Regions from separate parts of the Homo sapiens genome. Here region 1 is linked to region 2. The links are chromatin loops, found by intact Hi-C in ENCODE. Cell type or tissue: CD4-positive, alpha-beta T cell. All regions are shown on one strand. Links, peaks and the distances in the headings refer to the core of each region. The heading gives the core; the rest is flanking DNA. Region 1 overlaps LTBP4 (latent transforming growth factor beta binding protein 4). Region 2 overlaps EGLN2 (egl-9 family hypoxia inducible factor 2).

Region 1 (5,000 bases), core at 1-5,000, 190 kb before region 2:
CACCTGTAGCCTCTAAGACATTCTACTCTTTGGCCAGGACACCACCCCATCCCAGCCTCCAGCTCAAACCCCTGACACTCTCCAGCCAAGCCCTGCCCCTAGCCAAGGCCAGAGTCTGGGCTGGCCATCGTTTTCTTCCCGCTCTCTTGTCCTCTCTCTGTCTCTCTTACCTATTCCCAGAGGGTTTCCGGGAGATCTGCCCGGCTGGTCCTGGTTACCACTACTCGGCCTCCGACCTCCGCTACAACACCAGACCCCTGGGCCAGGAGCCACCCCGAGTGTCACTCAGCCAGCCTCGTACCCTGCCAGCCACCTCTCGGCCATCTGCAGGTGAGCTGGCTCTGGCAGAAGTGGGTGCCATCTTCAAGGGGCTGCCCCAGCCCCATAGTGAAAGGAGGCAAGAGAGGATTTGGGCTCCACTCGTTGATACCCCTTCTTTATCAGGCTTTCTGCCCACCCATCGCCTGGAGCCCCGGCCTGAACCCCGGCCCGATCCCCGGCCCGGCCCTGAGCTTCCCTTGCCCAGCATCCCTGCCTGGACTGGTCCTGAGATTCCTGAATCAGGTTTGCTAGAAAGAACTGAGGGCATTGGGCCTGCAGCAGTGGCTCACGCCTGTAATCCCAGCATTTTGGGAGGCTGAGGAGGGTGGATCACCAGGTCAGGAGTTCGAGACCAGCCTGGCCAACATGGCGAAACCCTGTCTCTACTAAAACTACAAAAATTAACTGGGCGTGGTGGCAGATGCCTGTAATCCCAGCTACTTGGGAGGCTGAGGCAGGAGAATCACTTGAACCCAGGAGGCAGAGGTTGCAGTGAGCTGAGATCGTGCCATTGCACTCCAGCTTGAGCGACACTCCATCTCAAAAAAAAAAAAAAAAAAAGAATTCAGGGCATTGATGGGGGTATTACAGGTGGGATTCTGGGGTAAAAGACTCCAAGGTGAAGATTCCAGGTTACAGCAAATAGGAATGGTATGGGCAGAGATAAGCGTTTGAAGGGTTGGGTGGTAGTTAGATCAGGAGCTGGAGTCACAGTTGGGCTCTTCTGTGTCAATCGAGCAAGCCATTTAACCTCTGAGACTCAGTTTTCTCATTGGTAAAATGGGGATGGTTGTTGAGATGCCTCTGAAGTGTCTGACACCTAGTAAGTGCTCAGATAAATACTTATGGTAGATAATTATTTTTCATTATCTAATATTAGATAATTATTTCTCAGGTAGGGCACTAAGAATGTATCTCAGGCGGAGGGTTGGAGAGCAAACTATTCAAAGCCAGAGACCTTGGGGTGGCATGATGAGGGGATTCGGCCAAGGATCTGATGAGAACGTTCCAGGATAAAAAAGATGGAGATCAGAAGAAGACTGGGCTTGCTTGGGGAGGAGACATCCATGAAGGTGTTTTATGGATGTCTCCGGGGGTGGGGGTTTTACTGGGATGAAAGGAACGGAGGATTCAGAGATGGGGGAACCCTGGCTGACTGGACCCCCCAGGTCCCTCCTCCGGCATGTGTCAGCGCAACCCCCAGGTCTGCGGCCCAGGACGCTGCATTTCCCGGCCCAGCGGCTACACCTGCGCTTGCGACTCTGGCTTCCGGCTCAGCCCCCAGGGCACCCGATGCATTGGTGAGCAAGACGGAGGGCGCGGAAGGAGGCGGGGCGGGGGGCTTTGCCTGGTCACCTTGTCACCAGCCCCCTCCGTGTCCTCAGATGTGGACGAATGTCGCCGCGTGCCCCCGCCCTGTGCTCCCGGGCGCTGCGAGAACTCACCAGGCAGCTTCCGCTGCGTGTGCGGCCCGGGCTTCCGAGCCGGCCCACGGGCTGCGGAATGCCTGGGTGAGAAATTTGCCCCACCCGGCTCCAGGCCCACCCCAGGGTCTCGCTCCTGCTCTCACTCCAGAGCCTCTCCAGCCCTCCCACGCTTCCCCTCTCGGGTCCCGCCCCAGGACTGCTCTGCCCTGGCCCTTGGCCCTGCCCTTCCCTGACCCGCCTCCACCCAGCTCCAGCCTCCCTTTGACCCCACCCCTACCCAGCTCCCAAACTGCCAGTTTCTATCGGGGCCTGGTCGCAACTCGTATTGCTCCGCCCCCACGCCCAGGCCCCGCCCTTATTGGCCACGCCCCTCCCTGACTAACTCCCTCCCCCAGGCCCCGCCACTGTCCTGCAACTGCGGCAACCAATCTCCTGACCGCGACCCCGATTCCAACCCTGCCACACCAGAGCCCTATCCCCAAACTGCTCCTTTCTTCTCTAGCCCCTACCCCACCTTCCCTTAGCTTGGTCCCCAAAGCTCTCCTTTCTGCCCTTGCGCTACCAAACCCTGCCCTCCACAATTGCCTCTCTCACTGTGCCCCTCTCCGGCTGTCCTGGCCGGGTCCCCATCCTGGCTCTGGCCCAAGCTTGGTCCCGCTCCCGCTTCCCTCTACCCCTGCCTCCTTGCGTCGCTTCTCCCGGGGCTGTCTGCCCCAGTCCCAGCCGCCTGGTCTGTGCCTACAGATGTGGACGAGTGCCACCGCGTGCCGCCGCCGTGTGACCTCGGGCGCTGCGAGAACACGCCAGGCAGCTTCCTGTGCGTGTGCCCCGCCGGGTACCAGGCTGCACCGCACGGAGCCAGCTGCCAGGGTGAGGGCCTGGGAGGGGCAGCTGGGAAGGGGTGTGAGCGGTTGGGTAGAGCGCAGTGATGAGGGCCAGAGAGACTGAACAATAGGGCAAAGCGAGTTGATTTGGAGACAGAGGCCAGGCTCTCGAGCAGACGTGTGGCCTGATGGCAGTAGAGAGAGACCTGGGATGCAGAGGCCAAGTGATGGGAAACAGAAAGGCTGAGTCATGAAAGATGGAGAAGCAGAATGAGGAGGGATGGAGATGTCAGTAATCGGGTAAGGGGAGCAGAGTTATGGAGGAAAGGGGAGAAGGAGGCCTTCTCATGGGGACTACAGAGACAGAACCAGCCAGGCAGCTTAGTAGGGATTGGTGGAGGATGCAGAGTCAGATGATGGTGACAAGGAGGAATAGAGATGGGGTCACGGGGACAGAATGTTGGAGGGTGGAAAGCCAAAGTGACAGAGGTCAGGGAGGCAGAGGGGAACAAGTGACCCCGGGCCCCCTGCCCTGTGCAGATGTGGATGAATGCACCCAGAGCCCAGGCCTGTGTGGCCGAGGGGCCTGCAAGAACCTGCCTGGCTCTTTCCGCTGTGTTTGCCCGGCTGGCTTCCGGGGCTCGGCGTGTGAAGAGGATGTGGATGAGTGTGCCCAGGAGCCGCCGCCCTGTGGGCCCGGCCGCTGTGACAACACGGCAGGCTCCTTTCACTGTGCCTGCCCTGCTGGCTTCCGCTCCCGAGGGCCCGGGGCCCCCTGCCAAGGTGAGGGTGCTGAGCCCAGCCCTACTCCATCACTGTTTGCTGTGGAGACTGGAGAGAGATTATTGAGGGGCAGAGAGGCAGAGTGATGGGGCTCAGGGATGGAGAACAGGGGCTGAGGGATGGGGACCTCACTCCAGAGTCTTCTCTCCTTTCAACAAAATAAGGCAGTCCTCCCCACCCCTCCTCCCTTTTTGAAAGATACTCTTGTGCTTATGGGAACCCTGAGGAGGGGGTCACCTGAGGCAGGGCAGGCAACATGGAGTTGGTGCCTTAGCCCCCACCTTAGTAGCTGGAGAGACCATTGAATGGGGACACGAGGAAGGTGTCTGTCTTCCTGGGAAGAGGGAGCAGCCTGAGGCAAGTCCAGAAGGCAGGCTCAAGACTGGAATGCTGGGGTGGGTGGTGATGGCCATGGGAATGGATTCAGGCCCCTTCCTCAGCCTCATTGGTCCCCTCTGCCCCAGATGTGGATGAGTGTGCCCGAAGCCCCCCACCCTGCACCTACGGCCGGTGTGAGAACACAGAAGGCAGCTTCCAGTGTGTCTGCCCCATGGGCTTCCAACCCAACACTGCTGGCTCCGAGTGCGAGGGTGAGGCCGGGGAGGGAGGGAGGAGTGTGGATGGGTGAGGGGGGAGTTGGACCACTTCTTCAAGGCCACCCTCTCCCCTGCCCCCCAGATGTGGATGAGTGTGAGAACCACCTCGCATGCCCTGGGCAGGAGTGTGTGAACTCGCCCGGCTCCTTCCAGTGCAGGACCTGTCCTTCTGGCCACCACCTGCACCGTGGCAGATGCACTGGTGAGACCAGGCCCTGGCTGTGACCTTGGGCCTGCATCATGACCCCCGACCCTTGACCCAGATCACAACTATGACCTGGCCGTAACCTCCTGACCTGGACCTCAGTCCCTCAGTCCCCAGAGCCTGTGACTCCTGACCCTGACCTGGACCACAACTCTTGACCCTGAATGTGACTCCTGAGACCCAACTTGACAGTAACATTTGACCCTAACCATCACCCTTGATGATAGTCCCTGCCCATACCCTGATAGCAATTGTGACCCTCATGACTCTGGCCCTGAATGTGACCTATAACTCCTGAATTTGACTGTGACATTTGACCCTAATCATAACCACTAACCATAGCACTGACCATAACCTTGACTGTGTGACTCTTGGTCCTATCTCTTTCACAGCCCCTGCCTCTTCTCAGAATCCCTTCTCTGGAACCTGGTTGGGTTCATAATCCCTGACCCTGGCCCCTGACTTGAGGCAGAATTCTGGACCCTGACTATAACTTCTGATCCTAACTGGATTCAGATTCCAGTCACTAACTCTGACCCATGGCTCAGCCGAATCCCATCCAATGATCCTAGTTTATAATACTTGACTGGTCCCTTGCCCTAGTTGATTTCTGATCCCTGTCTGATCCCTCTCCTGACTCCAAAATCCTGGCACAGGTAGTTCCTAGAAACCTAGACCCACAGGACTTGCAACCATGGTCCCCGGAACCCGAGAACCTTGGTCAGCCCTACCCACCTCTGCCATAGAGCCCTCCCCCAGCCTCCAACTCATGAGACTTCCCACCACCTCCCCCAGACACCCTACTCCAAGGGGATTGGTCGGGTGTGTCCCGAGACTGGACCCT
Region 2 (8,601 bases), core at 52-5,051:
TGGGGACTTGGGGGGGTCTTTATCCTCCCTACGGGCCTTAATGTGTGCACCTGATAAGCTAGGAGTTTGTCCTGGAGCCACAGTGGTTCTTTTTTTTTTTTTTTTTTTTTTCTTTTCTTTTTTTATTGATCATTCTTGGGTGTTTCTCGCAGAGGGGGATTTGGCAGGGTCACAGGACAATAGTGGAGGGAAGGTCAGCAGATAAACAAGTGAACAGAGGTCTCTGGTTTTCCTAGGCAGAGGACCCTGCGGCCTTCTGCGTGTTTGTGTCCCTGGGTACTTGAGATTAGGGAGTGGTGATGACTCTTAACGAGCATGCTGCCTTCAAGCATCGCCACAGTGGTTCTTGACTTTGCCAGGAACCCTCTTAAACTCATGAGAGCTGCTGACATTCACAGCGTGGACCTTGGTGGGGTTCATGGCCTCCTGGTGTCAGTCTGTGGCCCCAGACCAAGCACGGGGATGTAGATAGGCACACAGTTCACCTGGCCGTTCTCTGTTGCTGTCTGTCCCTGTCCACATCCTTCCCTGTGCTCCTGTCGTCCATCCCTGTTTGCTGGCCCATGTTTCTAGTCCATCCATCCTGTCTCCAAGGCAGGAGAAGCAGAAGGGGGAGGGTGGCTGTGATGAGTGAGCCCTGGGCTGAGGGAAGGAAAGGGGTGCTGCCCGCTGGGCCGAGTGCTTGGCCCTGGACTGCATTGTGCCCTGGGTCCCCACTGTGGCATCTGCATCGAGGACAGTCTCCTGGGGGTGGTACTGGGTGGCTGCCTGTTGGCCCAGGTGGAGCTCATCCCCATGTCTCCCACCCTTCACTGTCCCAGTCCCTGCCCTCCATTCCCCCTGTCCTGTGTGTCACTTCCTCCCTACCCATGTCTGTCTCTTCCTCTGCCTTTATGTGTTTGTTCTTAGTCCCTTTTTCTTTTTGCTTTAGAACAATAGTTCTTAATGGTATTTTGGAGCCTGGGTCTTTTTGAGAATCTGTCAGAGGCCACAGATCCTCTCTTAAGACAAATGCTCATTTGCTTGGAGTTTCCGGGCAGTTGTCAAGGCCTCATGGCCTCCAGCTGCCTGTTCAGGAACCTGGGGTCAGGAGCCCAGCACAGGACAGTGGTCCATAGGGCCTTTCCGGGCTGCTGACAGGATCATTGTCTTCATGGGTGGTGTGGGGGCCTGGCCTTGAGTCCAAGGCTTGGTGTCCTTTGGACAAGGCCCTGTGGGGAGTGCCCACTGCTCAACACAGTGATGCCTGGCTGGCTGATGGCACGGGCAGTGTTGTGCCCTGCAGGCGTGAGGCTGAGCTCCTGATGTCCTCTGCCTCCTCCTGCAGATCCCATCTTGGGTTCTGCTTCTGTGTGGCTTTCCTCTCAGGCTGGAGCTGGCTCAGGGACCAGGGCTCCCCCGGGGCCAAGGCCTGTTTCCTCCCCACCCCAGCTGGAACTTGTTCTACTTCCCTCTCCCTCCCGTTACTTGATAGCTGAGCCAGAGCCGGCCCCTCCCTGGGCTTGGCTCCTGTGCGGGCGGGATCAGTGGCCTCCCTGGCTCAGCATCTTCACCCCAGGTTGGCTGTCGTCCTCGTCAGGGGGAGACCAGAAGGGCTGAGTGGCCCAGATGGGACACTGCTCTGAGCCTCAATTTGCTGATCCACGGAATACGAAAACCAGGTTACATCCCCAGTGAGTCTGGCAGTTTGGGGAGGGGAGAGTAGGAGAAGATCTCTTGTGTTTTGGTGCCTCTGGTGCCCACTTTCTATGTGGTTGGGGACAGGGCCCCAGCGAGGATTGGGGAAGGGGCGTGTTTGGACTTTTTTAGCCCTAGGTGACCTTGATTGTCCTAGGGAAGTAAGGACAGGCCAGGCTGGACTGAGAACATAGGGGAGGAGCCCTCCCCTCCCCAGTGAGACAGCAACTCCAGGCTTTCCCGCTTTTAGATGGGCCCCATCTGGACTCTCTCCTGTACTCCAGAGTAAGGCTGTGGGGTGCTCAGGTGGGCTGCAGCAGTTGCCGTGGGGACATGGATCACCAGTGTGGCTAGAGCCAGTAGAAACGTGCTTCTTAGTCGTTCTGAGTGGAGCTCCTGTGTCATCCTTCCTTCCCCCAACTCCCTGGTTGGGGACAGGTGCTCCGTTGACCTGTAGGTGGGAGAGAGTTGACTCCCACTGGCAGCAAGGGCTACCAGAGGGGACCCCAGGGAGAGTCCAGCTTGCTTGGTTTGCTCCTTGAAGAGCAGCTTGGAGGTGGGACAGTCACAGGCTTCTGACTGGGGTGTGTGTGTAGTGGGGGTGGGGCTCTTGGCAGGCAGATTGTCACCAATAGCCTTTAAGTCTTTGGTCTCCTGGCCCTGGTCCCACCTGTCCCTCCCCTAGGTGGGAGGGGTGGAGAGCAAGTTTCCTGAGGCCTTCCCCTGTGAGGGCAGGAAGTAGATACTTTCCTTGGGGCCAGAGGATGCTTTCACCCCCAAGGTGTGTATATGTGGGGGAAGGGTGGGGCCCTAAAGAGCAGGTTCCTGTTTCTGTGTGAGTCCCATGTGCTTGGTGGGAGGCGCTGTGTGAGAATGTACAGGGCAGGAGGAAACATAGCAGGGCTGGGGTGCAGAGGAGGCCCAGAGCAGTGCACTCCAGTCTGCAGGTACTGCACTGGGCACTGGGGAGACCAACCTGGCCCCAGGGGCTTCCCTGTGGCTGCCTTCCAGGGCAGTACTAGGTAAACAGGTGCCTGTGCTGATGCCATGTTGCTAGGAGTGGAACGGACAATCAGCCGGAGTACTCAAGGTGACCCTTGGTCTCTGAATCCTGAATAACAAAGAGGGTCAGAAGGAAGAGTGTCCCAGGCCAGTGCTGAGGCCTTGTGGTGGCGATGAGCTCAGCCTGTTGAGGCATGGAGCAGAGTGATGGGAGAGGCACATGAGGTTGGGGGCCTTTGAGGCTGTGGTTGGGAATTTGTATTTTCTCAGGATGGAGTGAAGACCTGGAGAGGAGGGGCTCTGGCTGCTGTGTGGGGATGAATTGTGGGAAGAGGGTGCAGCACTGGACCCCTTCCCTGCCACCCATCCACGTGCATCATCAGTGTAATCTCTGATTGGATTCCTAATTGGGGAGGTCTTGCCCATCTCTAGTCAGTAACTCACTGTTTCTAAGCCTCCTGGACCATGGCCCAATTCTTCTCCCAGTGAGGTGGTTGCTCAGAGTGCCGACCCTTCCATAGGGAGTGAGCAGTGCAAAGAAGGTGCCCCCTCCTGAACCTTGAAGTGTAGCCATTAGGGTTTTCCCTGGGGGGCCTTCTCACTAATTGTACTCTGGTGCTGCCAGAGAGAAGGTTGTCAGCTTCCCACTGCTAGGTGGCAGTAGATGGTGGCAGCCCTCTCTTTCCAGGGCAAGGTCTGGTGGATGAGGTGCACATGGTTAATGCAGAGCAGCTTAACATCCACCACAGAGGGTGAGCCCTGGGATAATGTGTTGGGAGGCGTCCTGGGGAGGGTGAGGATTGAAGCAGCCCAGTCTGCTGTGGCGTGCGTGCTTGGCAAGCATCCTGTTGTGGCAGTGGCCACTGATGTTTGATCGTGAATGTTTATCTTGGGACTGTCTTGCTGGGCCGGGCCCATAGGTGTAGCTGAGCATTCGTGGGGAATGGACGCCAGCAGAGTTGTACCAGGGCAGAGAGGTCAGGGCAGAGAGGTCAAGACAGATGGTCCGGGCTGGGGAGAAGTTGAAGGGTCCTTGTGCCAGTCCTCCCCTTTTTGTGTGCTACCTCATCTTGCCACTGCAGTGACTTTGGGCAGAGGGTGGGACAGGGACCTTTTAAAATTTTTAAATGGCATTTCAGCCTGTGCTCCAGTTCTCCATGTGGCAGGCACTGTGCTGGCTGTCTTCCCAGACACTTGTTATCTTGTTCACTTGTTCCACAACAACCTGTGAAATAGCTGTGAGCTCCATTGGATCCATGGATGAGGAACCTGAGACCAGGAAGTCACCTGCCTGATGCCACAGCTCATGTGGCAGCACTGAGACTTGAACCAGGGAATTGTGTCTGCAGAAGTGGCTGGGCCATTTCCTTTACCTCTCAGCCACCTTTCTGCCAGCTCCCTGATGACAAACATCCCGGGGCCCTGGCCACAGCATTGTAGGGCTGGGTCAGGGGAGTGGCAACTGTCAGGCAGAGGAAAGAACCCTGTAGACAGAGAAACCAAGCCCTGCAATGAGTCCTGTTAGATCTCCAGGAGTTGGGGCTCCAGAACCTCCCAAGTTATGTTCTCAGAGAGATTAATTGCTACCGCTGTAAACAGCAGTGTTTATTACCCCTGCTGTACACATCAGGCAGTTGAGGCCCATTCAGGTGTTGGAACTGGCTAGGGTTACCCAGCAAATTATCCTTGGAGTTGGAATTAGGTCTTTCTATTCAGACTGTAGCTTTTGGCTCCTGTTCGGAGGTCTATGGGACAGATAATTTAGTGGGGATTCTTTGTAGTCCAGGGCAGCAGTTCTTAACATTGCTGCATGGTAGAATTACCTGGGAAGCTTTACCAATTTCAGGCCCTTCCTTAGGCCAGGTACTTCAGAACCTCAGAGCTCCCCAGGGGGCTCCACTCCACAGCCAAGGGTAAGAATTCCTGGTCTAGGGCTGTGAGGCCACCTCCTTGCACACCTGAAAATGTTTAAATTGGTATTATTCTACTGAAATGGCTGAGGTGGGGTTTGGGGTATCTTGAAACAAATCAAACTCTGTTACTAATTGAGCCCTAGCTGGGTGCCAGGCCCCAGGTATGTGTGTTGGGAGGGAGTGGGCTCTTGAGGCCCAGGAGCTGAGGTTTCTGATAGACTTGGGGATGGGATTTTGGCTGAAAAAGAAAGTCTTTTGGGGCAGGAGCTTGGAACCCTTGACCCAAGGAGTCATGGGGAAGATGGGGCAAGGAGGGGTGGGAAAATAGGTAATTCATGGCTGCTTCTCTAAGATGTGCCTGCCTAGCCCCAGTAAACCTACCTCCCTCCATCCCTGCCAGGCCATGGTGGCGTGTTACCCAGGCAACGGGCTCGGGTACGTAAGGCACGTTGACAATCCCCACGGCGATGGGCGCTGCATCACCTGTATCTATTACCTGAATCAGAACTGGGACGTTAAGGTAGGGGTGAGGGTGAGGGTGAGGGTGGCGCTGGGGCTAGGGCTGGGGCGGGGGTGGCGTGCGTCCACTCCATTTTCCACTCTCAGCCCAGATTCTGGCATTCTCCTGTTTCTCTTCTCAACACACAGCGGGCAGTGCGATCTGCCGGCTCTTCCTGGGAAATGGCACCTCCTCCTCTCTAGCGGACTGTGTGGTGGGAACTCCCCTCTTTCCGGGAATGGTGCTGTCTGCCCAGCCCCACCCGGCCTTGTAATGAACACTTTCCCCCTTTTCCTGTCTTTAGTAGCTTCCTGCCCATCTCCATGGTGATGCAGTCTCTGGGTTGTCATTCACTTTGAGAGCCCGAGGGGTGGGAGGGAGTGATGCAGGCAGACGCTGCGCCTCCTAGTGGGCTCCCGGGGCACCGTGGGAGGCAGCGGCTCCTGGCCGTACCAGCTAGCCTCATCCTTTGGCCTGCCCCCAGGTGCATGGCGGCCTGCTGCAGATCTTCCCTGAGGGCCGGCCCGTGGTAGCCAACATCGAGCCACTCTTTGACCGGTTGCTCATTTTCTGGTCTGACCGGCGGAACCCCCACGAGGTGAAGCCAGCCTATGCCACCAGGTATGACCTGTACTTCTGGAGACGCACCCAGGTGCTCCCCCTGTGACAATGTCCTGTCAGAGCCTCAGAGTGACTAGGGAGCGACGAAGTATTGAGAGGGGGCCTAGGTGGGAGCAGAACCGGGTGGCTCAAAAGGATGGCCGCCTAGTGTGTGTGGATATGGTAGCTGGAATTGCAGAAAACTAATGTCCAACCACCCTGGTCTCCAGGTACGCCATCACTGTCTGGTATTTTGATGCCAAGGAGCGGGCAGCAGCCAAAGACAAGTATCAGCTAGGTACCTGCTTCCCTCCCTTCAGTCCTTCCTATTCTGTGGGCCCTCTTGGGCCTGATGCCACCCCATCCCCCTCATCAGCCTCTTGTTAAATCCCACCACTCATTTTTCTTCATCTCTGCCCACCTTCCTTAGCCCACTCTCCTGGTACCCCAACAGGAGCCCCATTTCTTCCTGGTCCTCTCCCCATCTCCCCAGGTTTCCCTTGGCTTCTTTGTCCTTCTGATGACTCACTGTCTCCTGTCCCCTCTCACCCCCAGCATCAGGACAGAAAGGTGTCCAAGTACCTGTATCACAGCCGCCTACGCCCACCTAGTGGCCAGTCCCAGAGCCGCATGGCAGACAGCTTAAATGACTTCAGGAGAGCCCTGGGCCTGTGCTGGCTGCTCCTTCCCTGCCACCGCTGCTGCTTCTGACTTTGCCTCTGTCCTGCCTGGTGTGGAGGGCTCTGTCTGTTGCTGAGGACCAAGGAGGAGAAGAGACCTTTGCTGCCCCATCATGGGGGCTGGGGTTGTCACCTGGACAGGGGGCAGCCGTGGAGGCCACCGTTACCAACTGAAGCTGGGGGCCTGGGTCCTACCCTGTCTGGTCATGACCCCATTAGGTATGGAGAGCTGGGAGGAGGCATTGTCACTTCCCACCAGGATGCAGGACTTGGGGTTGAGGTGAGTCATGGCCTCTTGCTGGCAATGGGGTGGGAGGAGTACCCCCAAGTCCTCTCACTCCTCCAGCCTGGAATGTGAAGTGACTCCCCAACCCCTTTGGCCATGGCAGGCACCTTTTGGACTGGGCTGCCACTGCTTGGGCAGAGTAAAAGGTGCCAGGAGGAGCATGGGTGTGGAAGTCCTGTCAGCCAAGAAATAAAAGTTTACCTCAGAGCTGCACACATCTGACTCCATCTGCAATTTAGGGCCTTTATTGACCGAGGAGGGTATGGAGGTTTGAGGGCCAGTGAGCCCACCATAGTGGAGCCTGACCTCAGCAGGCCACTGGCTGGAGCTGGAAGTCTGGGGGGACACTGCCCAGGCCAGTGCACTGCAGGTGAGGTTGATGGTGCCAGGGCGTACCACAGGGAGCAGGCAGAACCTCTGTAAGGTGGCCGTAAGGAATAGGAAGATACCCGAGTGGGCCAGGCCTGTGCCCAGGCACATCTGCTTTGCCGGGTACACAGGTGCACAGTGAGCACCAGGTACCCCAGAGCCAGTCCAGGCTGGTCCCCTTCCTCCTCTGCCTGCACCTGAGGCAAAGGGCATGAAAGCATCATTGCCCTGGAACTTGCCCTTGTCCAGGAAGTTGGTAGGGTTGAAGCAGTCTGGGTCTTTGAATTGAGTGGGGTCCCGGTGTGCAGTCACAAGCAGGGGAATCACAAAAGTGCCCTGGGGATACATGCAACTTGGGTTACCTGCGGGCTTGGTGAGCACCTGCACCACCTCCATCCAAGACGCTTTTTAAAAGCCCAAGGGAATAGGCCGGGCAAGTAGCTCACGCCTGTAATCCCAGCACTCTGGGAGGCTGAGGACAGATCACTTGAGGTCAGAAGTTCGAGACCAGCCTGGCCAACATGGCGAAACCTGTCTCTACTAAAAATACAAAAATTAGCCAGGCGTGGTGGTGGGTGCCTGTAATACCAGGTACTCAGGAGGCTGAGGCAGGACAATCGCTTGAACCCAGGAAGTGGAGGTTGCAGTGAGCCAAGATCATGCCACTGCATTCTAGCCTGAATGACAGAGCCAGACTCCGTCTCAAACAACAACAACAAAAAGCCTAAGGGAAGGCAGAGCTGCCTTCCTGCTCCAGGGGTAACTGATTGTGTTTTGGTCTGCACAGCGCACACCTGCTGATTCTGGCTGATCTCATGCACCCGGGTCCCGCACGGGATCCCCAGACTCAGTGGGTACCTTTGGGCAGACAGTGGCTGTGCAGGTGGGTGTCGAGGGTGAGGGTGCGCGGCAGCCCCAGGGGCACCACGCTGATGAAGCACTGGATCTCGAGCAGCACTGCGTTGGCGTAGGGCAGGCACACGCGATAGTCCAGGCTTGGGGCGGGCCTCCACCCTACCACAGGGTCCAGCTCCTGCACCTTGGCTCAGGCCGGGGGAGGCTGTGAGCTGCGCACTTCCAGGACCCTCCAGCCATCCCCAGACTGCAGCCTCCCATTCTGGGTCTCTCCGGGTTGCACACCTGCCACCTCTAGGTACTTAAGCAGAATGAGGAGCCCATAGCACAGGGTGGTGCTCGTGGTTTCGGTGACGCCAAAAAAAAAATGCGTCGTCATTACCGACGTCTACTCCTGGAAATGGCTCTCCGGGTCCTGCTGTTACTGTGGGCAGAGGAGATGTGCTGCCGCGTGCCAGGCACCTGTTGGTGGGCGGCATGGATAGAGTTTAGAGAGCTGGGACCCATGCCTTACCCATCTGGTCAAGCAATCAATGAAATCGCGGGGCTCCGCTGGCTGCCGCATCTGCCAGTGTCGTTGAATTTGCTCAGAGATGACCCGCAGCTCCGAAAAGTTTCGGAAGATTCGGTGGTGCGGGCCCGGGAGCCAGTCCATGAGGGACAGGCAAATGTACATCTGGAGAGACAGGGTCTGTCTCAACATGGGCCCTGCACAAGGCC

What was found. Peaks named below come from ENCODE experiments on the same cell type or tissue, not always from the same donor. Only the 100,000 strongest peaks of a DNase experiment are listed, where the experiment ranks them.
Region 1: it touches region 2 in a loop (2.7-fold over the local background); 6 of 110 quality-filtered maps call a loop at or near these places.

Annotation. Positions count from the first base shown.
Region 1 is chr19:40,608,040-40,613,039 of GRCh38, forward strand. LTBP4 (latent transforming growth factor beta binding protein 4) reads left to right here. Exons shown (of 30, transcript NM_001042545.2): 8 at 181-330; 9 at 445-564; 10 at 1,491-1,622; 11 at 1,707-1,832; 12 at 2,493-2,618; 13 at 3,113-3,355; 14 at 3,820-3,945; 15 at 4,034-4,153. Among named protein-coding and RNA genes, the nearest start is that of LTBP4, 9.2 kb to the left of the region's middle. RefSeq lists a silencer at 1,815-2,144 and an enhancer at 2,285-2,364. In CD4-positive, alpha-beta T cell, for the core only: no CTCF peak of the experiment used is centred there; DNase peaks (open chromatin) are centred at 2,032, 2,562, 3,252, 3,876 and 2 weaker places; H3K4me3 peaks cover 2,728 bases; H3K27ac peaks cover 3,450 bases.
Region 2 is chr19:40,801,563-40,810,163 of GRCh38, forward strand. EGLN2 (egl-9 family hypoxia inducible factor 2) reads left to right here. Exons shown (of 6, transcript NM_080732.4): 3 at 4,993-5,112; 4 at 5,576-5,712; 5 at 5,922-5,989; 6 at 6,247-6,872. The coding sequence ends at 6,302. RAB4B-EGLN2 (RAB4B-EGLN2 readthrough (NMD candidate)) reads left to right here. Exons shown (of 12, transcript NR_037791.1): 9 at 4,993-5,112; 10 at 5,576-5,712; 11 at 5,922-5,989; 12 at 6,247-6,879. It also overlaps the pseudogene CYP2T1P. Among named protein-coding and RNA genes, the nearest start is that of EGLN2, 6.7 kb to the left of the region's middle. RefSeq lists enhancers at 1-64, 243-983, 2,641-2,820, 6,788-7,287. In CD4-positive, alpha-beta T cell, for the core only: no CTCF peak of the experiment used is centred there; DNase peaks (open chromatin) are centred at 643, 2,339, 3,379, 4,099 and 2 weaker places; H3K4me3 peaks cover 4,239 bases; H3K27ac peaks cover 4,657 bases.